Regions from separate parts of the Homo sapiens genome. Here region 2 is linked to region 1. A link is a contact called in ENCODE Hi-C or POLR2A ChIA-PET data. All regions are on one chromosome and are shown on one strand. The core of a region is the stretch at or near the end of the contact, and the rest is flanking DNA. Distances in the headings are between cores, read along the strand shown. Region 1 has its middle 36 kb from the start of BIN1. Region 2 holds the start of LOC124908047 (translation initiation factor IF-2-like).

Region 1 (6,740 bases), core at 398-2,897:
ACTCAGCTCTGGGTGCGGCACAATGGTGGCTCCCAGACCTGGCCTACCTGACAAACCCCCAGGGGCCCCTGCCCAGGGCTGGTCCCAGGCATTTATATTTTTAATAAGCTCTGTAGGGAATATGAATAATTAGTTTTGGGAATGGTTGCTGCATGGTGTTTGTATACAGTAAGTGCTTTATAGTTGCTGGTGTAATGGGAAAGACTGGAGTCAGCTTCCCAGGAGTGATCATCCTGGCTGTCTTTGAGTTGCCCATGGACACAGAGCTGCCAGGACCCTCTTTGCATGTTTTGAGGTGGTCCTGTCACTCTGGGTGGGCAGACCCTGGCCCTCCTTGTTGGTGAGATGGCACTTGCTGACAGGATCAAGACCTTCCAATTCCAGGAGCTGGAAGAACCCCAGAGGGTTGGGACACTTGAGAAGACAGCCAGCTTGAAATGGGCTCACCCAATTAGTTCCAATCGGGCCACCTCAGGATGACTCAGTTAGAATGTCAGGGCCTTCTAAAATTAATCACAGCTGCCTCTGAAATCAGCACCTTGCATGAAGTCCCCAGCCCCTCTTGGCCCCACAGAGGTCTTGGGAACTTGAGGGAGCTGGTTCTGGCCCAGCACCATCTCTCAGCCCCTCAGACATTCATCTGAATTTAGATTTGCTAACAGGCAGTTTTCCTTCTGCTTTTCCTTTTTTTTTTCCTTCTAATCCTCTCCCTTCTAACTGCAAGCAAAGGCTATTTTTATGACCAGGGGTTTCATTTCTCAAAAGGAGGATGACAGGAGGTGGATATTTTAGTACAGTGTCCTAAGCTCTCATTAATGGAAGTTGGGTACAAATTTAATCCAATATATTCAGTTTTTCTTCCTCTCAAGATGGGTTTTTATTTCTTCTGAATAAAAAGGTTGACTATGAACATTGTAAATTCAGGTAATACAGGAAGTTCTACAGAAAAAAGGAATAATTGCTGGAAATCCCTTATCCAGAGAGAAACAATTGTTGGCATGTTGATGCATACTTATAAAAAACCCTCCCAGTGCTTTTCAAAAAACCCCCTAAAAGTCCATAGACTTGAAAAATAAAAATGCATAATTTGCATATATGGAAATAAATGATAATTCCAAGAAAGTCTTTGGCTTCTTTGTGACAAGAAAGTCTGTTGGAGGAAAGAAATCAGCTATTTGGAGGCTCTACATCAATGTCACTTTTAACCTTTCTCTCTGTCTGATTGTTAGATTATAAATTTAAATTTAATTCTTCTAGAAGACAGTTGGATTCATGTATATATACAAAAAGACAAACCTGCCGCGGCTGCAGCAAATACAATGGTAGGAATTTATCTTAGAGCAGAGTTTCCCAAGCTTTCTTGGTTCTTGGTGCCTTTAGTGTTTCAGAAATGTTTTCATGGCTTTTCCTAGGCCAAAAGAAGCACCTAATAGTTCCATTTAAGTAGTTAGGTCCAAACAACAATTTAGTAGTTGTTTTAAAAAAGTAATACACAGAATTTGAAAGAATTTTTTTTTTATTTCATACTTAAGTAACATCAGATGGCAACAATGGCCAATAGGAGGCAATGGAACAATGTCTTCAGTATTCCGAGGGACAGAGATTTGCGGCTTGAAGGACTGTTCATCAGAGGGCAGTGCCTGCCTCATCTGCATGCTGCCAGCACTGCTCCAGGGCTTGGCTCAGCCAGAGTAAATGCTCAATGCATCTGTGCTGAATAAGTGAATAAATAAACAAATGGATGAATGAATGAATTTTTAGGGTTGTCACACTTTCCAGTTTTTCTTCAAAGTCCTTGAAGAAGAAGGCGTTGGTCCCTGAAGCCCCAGCCTTGAAAGTTTCCTCTGCATCAGGAGCCAGGAAGGCCCTGGGGCAGACGGCCCAGGAGAGAGCACCGGGTGGGCAGGCCCAGGAAATCAGTAGCCCTTTGCTTTCAAAGCCTGGTTTGGAAGAGAGTATGATTCAGTGGTTAAGAGGCCACAGACCTGACTCCAGAGTCTCCCTGTGTCTCAGTTAAATCATCTGCAAAACAGGAATAACACTAGTCTCTGTTCTCATAGCGAGAATGACCTGTGTGTGTCTAACAGCTTCCTGGTACACAGCGTTCCTTAAATACTAGCTTTAATATTAGTGGTTGATCTCTTAGAACAACTTTCTGCTCTCTAAAATGGAAATGACAACATTGAGCTCTCAGTAAGAATTAGAGGCAACACTTGTGGGTCGGCCTCGTCTCTCCTCCGCCCACTGTGAGATGTGAGAAGGCTGTGATGGGCCTGTCTGTGCTTTCCCTGCGGGTCCCTGTCTCTCTCTGAACTTTCTCTCCTGACCCTCCTGGTTTCCACACTAAAGAGGAACAGGAAGTGAAAGCAATAAAAGTGGGAAAAGGGCCTTTTTCTTTAAATTAGGGATGTGCTCTGATGTTCACCTCCTCTGTGAATTTTTTTTTCTTTTTGAGATGGAGTCTTACTCTGTGACCCAGGCTGGAATGATCATGGCTCACTGTAGCCTCAACCTCCTGGGCTCAAGTAATCCCACCCCAGCCTCCTGCGTAGGGCTACAGGCGGTGCCACTACACCTAGCTAATTTTATTTTTGTAGAGACAGGGTCTCACTATGTTCCCCAGGCTGATCTCAAACTCCTGGGCTCAAGCAATCCTCCCACCTCAGCCTCCCGGTGCTGGGATTACAGGCATGGGCCACCGTTTCCAGCCTGTGAATTGATCTTGATTTGGGTTCTTTGAGAGCAGCCAGCAGGCTGTGCTGTGTCTGACATGTAGAATTCCTGGATAGCAAGGCTTAGAAGCAGGAGAACTAGCTCTTGTAAGATCCTGGCTCTGGTCACTCCTGTTCATTCCAGAGCTGAGGGATCCAACTGACCCTCTGTCTCCACTACCCTTGACTGCTCACTCCTGGAAATTCACCAGTCTACATGTGCTCTGCAGAGGTGAGAGGACCTTTGGAGGAGCAGAAGGATGGTGGCTGTGGAAAGCTGGTGACCCTCAAGTCCACTTACAACGGAGATGGCTGTGTGTGTGACATCCCCTTAGTGCTAGACTCAAGCTAATCCTTTGGGGAATGTTTGAGGTGGACCAGGGGCCCTCATTTTTTTCTCTTTTATACAGGTTAGGACTCCTAGGACATCAAGTGGTAACTCATCATTATCACCATCACACAGCAGCTGGAACCAGCAGCCTCACCAGGCCTTTCTCCTTTAATAATGACAAACATGGTGTGCAGTCTGGGCCACTTAATCCTGTTCTGCAGATGGGGACTCTGAGACATAAAGAGGTAAAGATCATGCAGGTGACAAAGCTAGCTGAAGATTAGTATTATGAGATATGAGAATAGTAACTGAAGGGTTGATTTGTAAATGTGAAAAATTGGAAATCAGCCTTGATTTCCAACAATAGGGTATTGATGTGTAATACAACCACACAGTAGGGTATTGTATAGCGACTAAGAATGATACAGCAGTATTTGTTGACCTGGGAACATTTTTCACAATATGCTTTAAAAAAAGATAGATAAGTGCTTATTAATAATATAGGTACAGGGACTCAAGTCAAAGTGGGGATATATTCTAAACTCTGGCGACCAATTTCCTAAACCATGTAGTTTTTGCTATAGAAAACATCTAGCTGTGGGTCTACTTGTAATACTCAGTATATTACCTTATTTCATATGCCATTTATTTTTTCTTTATGAAAATGGTGTCATTCATCTTTATTAATGTAGTTGAAATTCATAAACTTTCTGTGTGAATCATTTAATCAAGAAAAATGTGTTACGGGGATAGATTTTATATAAATGAGAATGAAATGAAATGTTTCATTAAAATATGTAAAAGTTGCCCAGTATATCTTAAGGAGAAATCGTATGTGTATAATATTATTGTATTTTTGTAAGATAAAACAAATGTTGTAAGACCTTAAAAATATTGTTAGGAGAAAAAAATACACGTATGCATAGAAAAATGTCTAGAAGGATAAATGCTAAAATGTTCATCCTGGACCTCTGCAAGATGGGGCTATGGGTGATTTTTTACCCCTTCCTTTATTGTTCACCTGTATTTTCTAATTTTTCAATAACGTTCATGTGTTACTTATTTAGAAAAGACAGGAGATGAATGTTTAAAGTGATGGATATGGTAATTACCCTGACTTGATCATGATACAATGTATATATGCATTGAAACATCACACTGTACCCCATAAACATGTATGGCTATTATGTATTAGTTATAAATAAAATATTAATAAGAAATAAAAAGATAAGGGGGGTACTGGGCTGGGAGTAAGGAGACTGCATTCTGACAGCAACTCTGCCTCTAACTGACTGTGTGATCCTGGGCAAGTCCTTTCCTTTCTGGTTTTCGAGTCTTCATCTGTAACACGAGGGGTTGTTAGCAGACAGGAAGTTCCGCGAGAGCTGGGACCATGTCTGTTTTGTTCTGGCAGTGTCTGTAGCACAGGCTATGCTCTGTGTATACTACATTAACGAGTGTGTGCATGAGTGAATGGAATTAGCGGCTGTGATCATTGGGAGAGTTTTGGAGACATGGCCTGCTGCAGTGGTCCTCCAGTGTGTTCCAGAAGCAGAAGCCCGGGAGGTTGTAAGGCTTTTTCTGGATGCTTTGGAAAAATCACGGGGCAGAGCTTTGCATTCGACTTACCCGCATGGGACGGCAGTGGGCTTAGTGTTGAACAGAGTTGAGTTAGGGACGTAGTGCTGCTCTTTGCCGGCAGTGAAATCTTGAGAAAATTTTGTATTTTTTTCTCTAAGCTTGTCTCCTCATTTGTAAATTGAGAGTTATTACTAATACCTAGCTCATAGGGTTGCTCTGAGCACTTGAAAAATCTATTTAGAAATTAGCTAAAAATGGCAGACTGAACCCCAACCACTTTTTCCTGTCCCAAACCCTTAGAAATACCAGAAAAAATAAATACATGTCATCCAAAAATGTTCTAGGAGACGAGAAGGGGCCTCGGTGGATTTAAAGTTGCGAGGAATTATTGAAAGAAGGAAATTGGTGGGGTTGAAAGGAAGAAACCACTGCCCAAAATACGTATAGGGAGACCTGCTGTCATAGGCAGTTTTGAAGGGAATTTAAGCTTGAAGATGGTGAATGGGGTGGTGGTGACTGGTAGGTCGTGGGTTAGGATGTTGCAGTAGGAACCACAAAGCCAGCCAGCTATCTACTCCTCCCACCACACCTTTCCCACTTAGCCAAATAGCAGGCAGCAGGGATCTCTGTCTCCCTCCTGCCAGTGTGAACGCCCAGCCTAGGGAGGCAAGGTGACACTCTGGACAAACGGACCTCGGATGCAGGCACACCACGTCCACCAGCTTGTTTTCCACCCACGGTCATCTCTCCCACACCGTGGCTGGAGGCATCACCCATAGACTGGGTAACAAAGAACCTCAAACACAAGACGAGCACACACCAGAGCCGCTGAACACTGAGGAAAGCACTGCCATGACTGGGACGCAGAGCACAGGAAACAGACTGATACCCAGATAAACAGCAAGCAGAGCACACGGACGAAGCACAGTTAATCTCAGAAAGCTGTGAGAGGAAACGGTGTGAGGCCTTAGAAATAAAAAAGAAGACGCTCAAAGGTATATTCAAAAAGGGGCTTTTGGAGTATGATCAGACTGGATGTAGGTCAATAATAGCATATTAGTGAACTGGAAAATCAAATTGAGGACTTCATCTAGAATGCCCCGCAAAAAGAAGAGATAGAAAGCATAAAATAAAAGTGAGGATATATGAAGACTAGATTCAGAAATGTTAATACCTTTTAAATAGGAGCTCCAGAAAGAGGGACTAGAGAGGTTGGATGTGGGGAACGCTAAGATTAATAGAGAAGGAAATTTCTCAAGTCTACAAAAGACAAAAGTCCTCATCCTGAAGGGGCCCACTTCATGACAAGCAGAACAGAAAATGATAGACTGGCTGGGCTGAAACTTAGAACATGAAGGATGGAGAAAAGGAAAACAGATTACTCCTAAGAGAAAGCAGACTAATATTAGATTTAGCTACAACACTGCATGTTGGAAGATCTTCAGAGACCCAGGGGAAATATTTTTAGAGATCTAAGGGACACATGTTTGAATCGGCTAAAGCCATCATTCAAGTGTGAAGGTAAAATATGTAAAGACAATTTCAGACATCCACAGATGAGAAAATGAGTCACCTTCCATCCTACCTGTAGGAGGAGGTACTTCAACACAATGAAAATAAATCCAAGAGAAAGCTACAGATTCAAGAAGCAGTGGTGAGTAAAGGAATTAGAATTTGCTGCTAAGTCTAAATGGAACTGGAACTAAAAGCTCAAGTGGTATTAACATTGCAGGTGGGGAGGAGAAGGAGAGGAAGGAAGTCCAAGTGGGCTAAGGTTTGTGCTTTGCCGAGCATAATGACAAGGGGCACTACACTTACACAGGCTATAAGGGAAAATAAAATAATGGACAGATGTTGGAGTTAAAATTTAAAGGTAAGCACTTAATCAGAAATTAAATGAAGAAGAGCTGGTCAATTGATAAAAAAGGAAAACCGTGGGGAAAAGTAGAAAGCATGGTACATATATTAATAAATATAAAACAATATGGCAGAAACAAGCTTTGACATGTCAGTAATCACAATAAATGGGAATGGTTTGAATTGTCTCATGAAAAACAACAAATCAGGAGGAAAAGAAATCCCTAAAATGCAGCTACATGCTATTTCTGAGATACAAA
Region 2 (7,049 bases), core at 1,396-3,895, 270 kb before region 1:
GAAGACCCCATGCACAACCACAGAAGGCACCAGCTTGTATGTCCCTGTTTGCTTCAGGCGTCGCCCCCGCAAGTCTGCAGAGATCACTGCCCTCTGCTTTGCCTTCCAGGTGCAAGATGTTGTGGGTATTCTTTTGGCGCCGCTTCCCTTCCCCACCAACTTCTCGCCCTCTACTCCTCCCCACCCCAGCACAGGCAGCCGCTCCAGGGCAAGTCTATGCAGGCTCCACACACTGATTCTGACCTGCATAAATGGACTCTGCCCGGGGCACCCATGTCCAAACCAGCCCAGGTGCCCAAAGCACCGGCACCGGTACGAGCCAGGGCGGCTGCAATGCTCCCAAGTGCCCAGTGCTGGGGGTTGGGGGTGCCACGGCTTGGCAGGCTGCCCAGAGGGCGGAAGGGTCCTCTGCAGAGCTCTGCACGCCTGTCGGCCGACGGGGACTCTGCACGGCGGGCTGCGTCACGGCCGCCTCATCGGCTGGCAGCGCAGGAAACCCCGTCACCTTCTCGAGGTAGGGACAGTCCTGCCGCCAGCCGTTCCTGCGATCCCAGGGTCTCTGCAGTTACACCTGGTTCCAGCCGGGGGCGCCGCGCCGCACCGCTCCTGCGGAGGAGCCAGGCGCCCTTCACAGGCGCGGCCTCACCCGCTTTACTTGTCAGGTGTGAGTCGCCCCACGTGCACCCGAACGCGGTCAGGTCCACCCAGGAAGCCGGAGCAGGACTTTGGGCAGCGAGCTCGCTGTGAGTTAGAGAGCAGAGGGACACCTGTGGCTAAGGAATTCGCTGCATGGATGAAGACCCAAGCAAAGGAGCTAGAACCAAATGTGTGTGGGGCAAGGCCAGCCACAACTACCGGAGCAGGCGGGGTTCCAAAGCCCTCAGCTCTGGAGTCACGTTCCCACGGCCTTAAACCTCCGCTAGCCTTTTTCTGACAGGGGGATTTAACTTCCCTGTGTCTCAATGTCCACATTTGTAAAATGGGGTCAGCGTCCGTCTCAGGTGACTGTTATAAGGGTCACGTTAAATCTTTTATTAATTTTTTAATTAAAAAAGTTTTGAAACAGGGTCTCTCTGGCTCTGTCACCCAGGCTGGAGTGCAGTGGCGGGATCACAGCTCTCTGCGGCCTAGATCTCCTGGGCTCAAGCGATTCTTCTGTTTCAGCCACCTCAGTAGCTGGGATCACAGGCCCGTGCCACCACGCCCAGCTGATTTTTAAAAATTTTTAGGAGAGAGGAGGTCTTGCTGTGTTGCTCTAGAACTCCTGACCTCAAGTGATCCTCCCTCCTCAGCCTGCCAAAGTGCTGAGATTACAGGCGGGAGCCACTGTGCCTGGCCTTATTTTTAAGTATTTTATACAAAGTGGACATGGCCTGGGACTTAACAGGACTTCCCACAGGCCTGGGAAGGTCAGGGAGGGGCCGACTAGGAGGGGAAGGGGTCAAGGACAGCTGCTGCTGTGTGGAAGCTCAGACTGCACAGATCCGTTGTACAGATTAGGGCTGATCATTCAGTCAGCCCTAACCTGTACAACACTCCCCACCCCTTGCGTTTTGGCCCTGGCTCTGCCAATAGATGCCAGAAACCCAACTTGAGCTCACTCTGCTGAACAGTGATGAGAGATGGGCTGGTGGTCAGGGCTGACGGGACTAAGGTTCCTTCTCACCCCATGCCACTCCCCTGTGTGGGCATTGCCCATTCTCCATTCTCTCTGCAGGGACGCTGTGCTGCTCAGCCCACCCCAGGCAGGGCAGGGAGGACAGACACTAGAGAGGCTCCCGGGAGCTCCCTGGTAAGAAGTGGAGTGGGATGGATGCAGTCCAACGTCTCTCTCTTTTGTTGTTGTCAGGTTATTGTGGTATAATTTACACACAGGGAAACTCACACTTTAAAAATGTACAGTTCTGCTTGTTTTGACAAATGTATGTTATAGTGCATCCACCACCACATCATGATATACACATTTTCATCACCCTCAGAAATTCTGTGTTCCACCCCAACTCTTGGCAACCACTGATTGGATTTCTATCTCTATAATCTGCATTTTCTAGAATAGCATATAAAGGGAATCCTACAGCACATATATATATTTTTTTGAGTTGGTGTCTTGCTCTCTTGCCCAGGCTGGAGTGCAGTGGTGTGATCTCAGCTCGCTGCAATCTCCACCTCCTGGGTTCAAGTGATTCTCCTGCCTCAGCCTCCTGAGTAGCTGGAATTACAGGCACACGCCACCACACCTGCCTAATTTTTGTATTTTTTAGTTTCACCATGTTGGCCAGGCTAGTCTTGAATTCCTGACCGCAAGTGATCCGCCCACCTCAGCCTCCCAAAGTGCTGGGATTATAGGCGTGAGCCACCGTGCCCAACCAGTACATAGCTTTTTAAGACTACCTTCTTTCACTCAGCATAAAGCTTTTGAGATTTATTCATGTGGAATTCTATATCAGTACTTTATTTCTTTTTATTGCTGACTGGGCTCCATTATATAGATGTGCCACAATCTGTTATCCATTTGCCAGTTCTTGGCTATCATTAAATTAAGCTGCTAGAACATTTATGTATAGGTCCTTGTGTGGGCATATGTTTTCATTTCTCTTGGGTAATATCTAGGAATAAGATTGCTGAGTCATGTGGTGAGTACGTGTTTACTTTTGGGAAAAAAAAATAAAGTCAAACTTTTCCAGAGTGGTGGTGGCATTTTGCATTCCCACCAAGCAATGTCTGAGTGTTCCTGTTGCTCTGCATCCTCACCAGCATTTGGTGTTGTCGGTTGTTTTTTAATTTTAATTTTCAATTTTTAGCCTTCTTAATAGATGTGTAGTGGTATCTCATTGTAGCTTTAATTTTCATTTCCCTCTTCTCTGGTGATTTTGAGCATCTTTTCCTGTGCTAATTTGCTATTTATATCTTCTTTGGTGAAGTGCCAGTTTAAGTCTTTGGGCTGTTTTTTGTTTGTTTCTTTGTTTTTGAGGGTTTTTTAAATTGAGTTTTTAGAATTTGTATGTATCCTAGTAACAAGCCCTTTGTCAGCTAAGTATTTTGCAAAAATTTCCTCTCAGTCTGTGACTTGTCTTTTATACTTAACAGTGTCTTTTAATGAACAGATGTTTGTAATTTTGATGAAGTCCAATTATCAACATTTTCTTTTATGATTCGTGCTTTTGTGTCCTACCAAAGAACACTGCCTTATTCAAGGTCACAAAGGCTTTCTCTTATGTTTTCTTCTAGAAGCTTTATGGTTTTTCACTCTTACATTTACATCTCTGACCCATTTTGAATTCGTTAATTTTGGTATATGGTGTGAGGTAGGGGCCAAGAATCATTCTTTAAAATATATGGAGATCTAGTTGTCACAGTCCCATTTCTTGCAAACACTATCCTTTCTCCCATTGAATTGCTTTGGTGCTTTGTTGAAATCAATTGACCGTATATGCATACATCTACTTCTGGACTCTATTTTGTTCTGTTAATCTATCTTTCATTTTTATGCCAACATTATAATGTCTTAATTGCTATTACAAGATTCAAGTAACTCATGAAATCAAGTAGTGTAAGTCCTCCAACTTTGTTCTTATTTTTCAAAATTGTTTTGGCTATTCTAGGTCCTTTCTACTTCTATATAAATTTTAGAACCAATTTCTCAATTTCTAAAAAAAAAATTCCTGGTGAAATCTTGATTTGGATTGAATTGAATCTATAGAACAATTTAGGAATAAAAGACATCTTAATGTTGAGTCTTCTCATCTATTAGCATGGTATTTCTCTACATTTATTCAGCTCTTTGTTAATTTCTCTCTCCAATGTTTAATTGTTTTCAGGTATAGGTCTTGAACATATTTTGTTAAATTTATCCCTACTTATTTCATGTTTTAAAAATGTTATTGTAAGTGGCATTTTAAAAATTTGAACTTACAATTGTTTGTTGCTAGTGTTTATAAATACAATTGACTTTTTAAATTGAGACATTATTTCTTGATTCTATAAACATGATAAGATGATCAACTATCCCATTTGTCTGGGATTGTACCATTTTTAACACTAAAAGTCCTAAAGAAGAAGCCAAAAAGTTAAAGGGAAGTAAACTCTCCCTTGGGAAGAGAAAAGTCGAGGTTTTCAGTGATTGATACAGGAGATTAGGGGAAAGGTATAAAACCCACATGGCAACCCCAGAAACAGAGGCCGAAGGCAACACTGGTTTTAGTGCCAAATGGGCACATCACCTTCCTTAGTGTCTGTTGCTGAGGACAACCACCATGATTTGTAGTACACCATAGTGGATCATCCATTATTATGTCACTCCTTGTGATGTAACTTAAGCGCGCTATAATCTTGAACGTGACCATCCACTTTGCCTGCGGATTAATTGTTGTGCTTTGTATTGAGACACTGCTAGTTTAATTTTAGCATGGTGACTACTGAGGCCATGTTTTCTTAAGCATTCAGGTGATGAAAATGAGGAAATGGTGTTGCAATATCAATGCCCGCGTGACCCAAATGGCCATGTTATTTTAACGACAGGAGGAGTGACACAGACAACTGGATGAGGGAGGTAAAGAATCAAAACAAGGGATACTGCGCAATAAGCAGAGAGAATTCGGGGTTGGGCATGGTGGAAGAAGGGACTGTAGAGACTGCCTCACAAGTCCTCAGTGAGATAGGCAAGTATGTCCACATTAACCAAAAAGCTTTTTGTCTCCACAAAAGACACCAATTGAAAATAGTGGCTGCTGAATTAGCTAGGGCAAACTACAAAAATGAATTTGTGTGATTGTGCTGCTCCTTTGATTGTTTTTTGAAACTGAGTAGGGGCACATTTCCTCATTTACAGGCTGTAACTGAAATATCACGTGGGTGAACAAAGGGAGAAATGTCGATGGCAGCTGTGTTGACCCTTTACAACATGCAGCGGATTCTGCCAGATCCCACCAACAATCATGCTTTCTACAGTAACCAAGTGCTGCATCCAATCATGGCAATGAAAAACAGTTCTCCTAACTTGTAAATACTTTGATTTGAAAAAATGGAGTTTCAAATCATCCTTTTTATTTCTATGAAGATTTTAATCCACCTGCAGAAAAAAAAAAAGAATGTTGATGCTATCTTGTCCAAATACAAACATGACTTTGCCCATCTGTCTGCCTATTTGGCAGACCGTGCAAATGTAAATTTTTGCAAATTCCATGCAGTCTATGAACGCTTTACCAAAGAAAAGTTAAAAATATTAGCCACGAAGTGTCCTGCACATTTTGTACACATCAGTAAAAAGGGGTGGAGTTTCCTTCCCTGTGATATTGATGCTTTCAAAATGAAAGCTTTTATTTACTTTTCAGTTTCCTCAAAGCATGAAAAAGCACTTAATGAGATTTTTCACATTCCAGAAATGGAAGGAGATGGCCTCCTTTGGACATGTGCCTACACGAGGGCTGTCACTGTTGCCAGGGTAAAAAGGCAGCCTGCCATACAACCATATTTTCAAAGCATGGGACAAGAAGAATGTCCTTGTCTAATTTGGAAATATATTAAGAATGAAAATAGAGAAAAAGATTATGGTTAAACAGTCAAACTGAAATTTATAAGTTCTTCCTCCAAAACTGCCTGATGATCTTTGAGGAGCCCATAAGGGCTCTGGAAAAGCATGAACTGACTGTCCCTGAGTTGTCGATGTTATAGGTAGGTACTGACAAAGCTCATATAATGAAAAATGACTCATTTTTTGGAAACGAAACCAAAATGTCACCAGAAAAGGACAGCCAATTTAAACAAGACTTTCTCACTTCTTTACTAAAACTGTAACTTATTTGGAATTCAACTTCAACTTCAACTTCACAAGTTCAAAGTATCTTTGTGCTTTAAAACTATTTTTCCTGAGAGAAACACAGACAGAGAAGGAGAGAGACAGAGAGAGGTTTAACTTACAGTGACATCCAGTGTGCTCAGAAATGTTCAAAAAGGGCCGGGTGCCATTGCTCACGCCTATAATTCCAGCACTTTGGGAGGCCGAGGTGGGTGGATCAGCTGAGGTCAGGAGTTCGAGACCAACCTGGCCAACATGGCGAACCCTGTCTCTACTAAAAATACAAAAATTAGCCAGGCGTGGTGGCACGCGCCTGTACTCCCAGCTACTTGGGAGGCTGAGGCCGGAGGATCACTTGAACCTGGGTAGTTGAGGTTGCAGTGAGCCGAGATCACGCCACTGTACTCCAGCCAGGGCGACAGAGTAAGACTCCAACTCAAAAAAAAAAAAAAAGTTCAAAAAGGATGGATATCTTAGCCATGGATATCCTACATGATAGATGCAAAAGATGACAAACTGCTGGTTTACCAAAACCAGCCTGCAGATGCAAAGTGAATGGACATCTTTGGACAGCTGGAAACGAATCCCTACAAATCTAAAACCCTGCCGTTGCTTGTAGGTACAATCCTAAGTATTCCATTCTCAAACGCTTTTGTTGAGATAGCAGCTTGAGGCCATCACATTGGACTGACCTCAGGAGTCAGTGTACTGAGGGCTCTCTAAGAGCAGAGCTGCAAGTCAAAGGATTTTCCATTTAACTATATTCAGTTTCATCACTACATCAAGGAAGAACTTCCTACTAAAGGCTGCAGGCAAGGAAATAAAAAGAGTCAAAATATCCTACTATATCATAGGACCAAAATGTCTTTTTTTTTGTAGACGGAGTCTCACTCTTGCCCAGGCTGGAGTGCGGTGGCGTGATCTTGGCTCACTGCAACCTCTACCTCCCAGGTTCAAGCAATCCTCTTGCCTCAGCCTGCTGAGTACCTGGGACTACAGGTGGGTGCCACCACGGGCGACTAATTTTTGTTTTTTTAGTAGAGACAGGGTTTCACCATGTTGGCCAGGCTGGTCTCAAACTCCTGACCTCAAGTGATCGGCCCGCTTCGGCCTCCCAAAGTGCTAGGATTACAGGCATGAGCCACCACGCCCAGCCCGTCATTGTTATTTTTGATTAAATATTAGTAATATCTGTTTAAATACTGCTGTTATATTACATTCACCATTTTAAAAGTCTTACATTTATGTATTTTGA

The links. A loop is a pair of places that touch in the nucleus more often than their neighbours do. ChIA-PET counts read pairs that join two places held with the same protein, here RNA polymerase II (POLR2A). Pooled maps may share reads with other maps.
Region 2: a map of gastrocnemius medialis shows a loop between it and region 1 (4-fold over the local background). The contact joins two enhancer-like sites. A Hi-C loop is called at or near these places in 1 of 168 maps with a recorded cell type or tissue (gastrocnemius medialis) and 2 of 50 pooled maps. POLR2A ChIA-PET finds 5 or more read pairs at or near these places in 1 of 52 experiments (GM10248).

Annotation. Positions count from the first base shown.
Region 1 is chr2:127,139,463-127,146,202 of GRCh38, reverse strand. No RefSeq gene overlaps it. Among named protein-coding and RNA genes, the nearest start is that of BIN1, 36 kb to the right of the region's middle. Within about 2 kb of position 1,647, at least 8 of the 41 ENCODE cell types and tissues checked have a DNase peak (open chromatin) inside an H3K27ac peak, as active enhancers do.
Region 2 is chr2:127,409,592-127,416,640 of GRCh38, reverse strand. It overlaps LOC124908047 (translation initiation factor IF-2-like), which reads left to right and starts at 6,287. Exons shown (of 3, transcript XM_047446883.1): 1 at 6,287-6,345. The coding sequence starts at 6,287. RefSeq lists enhancers at 51-110, 491-1,253, 5,427-5,476, 5,617-5,816. Within about 2 kb of position 2,645, at least 4 of the 41 ENCODE cell types and tissues checked have a DNase peak (open chromatin) inside an H3K27ac peak, as active enhancers do.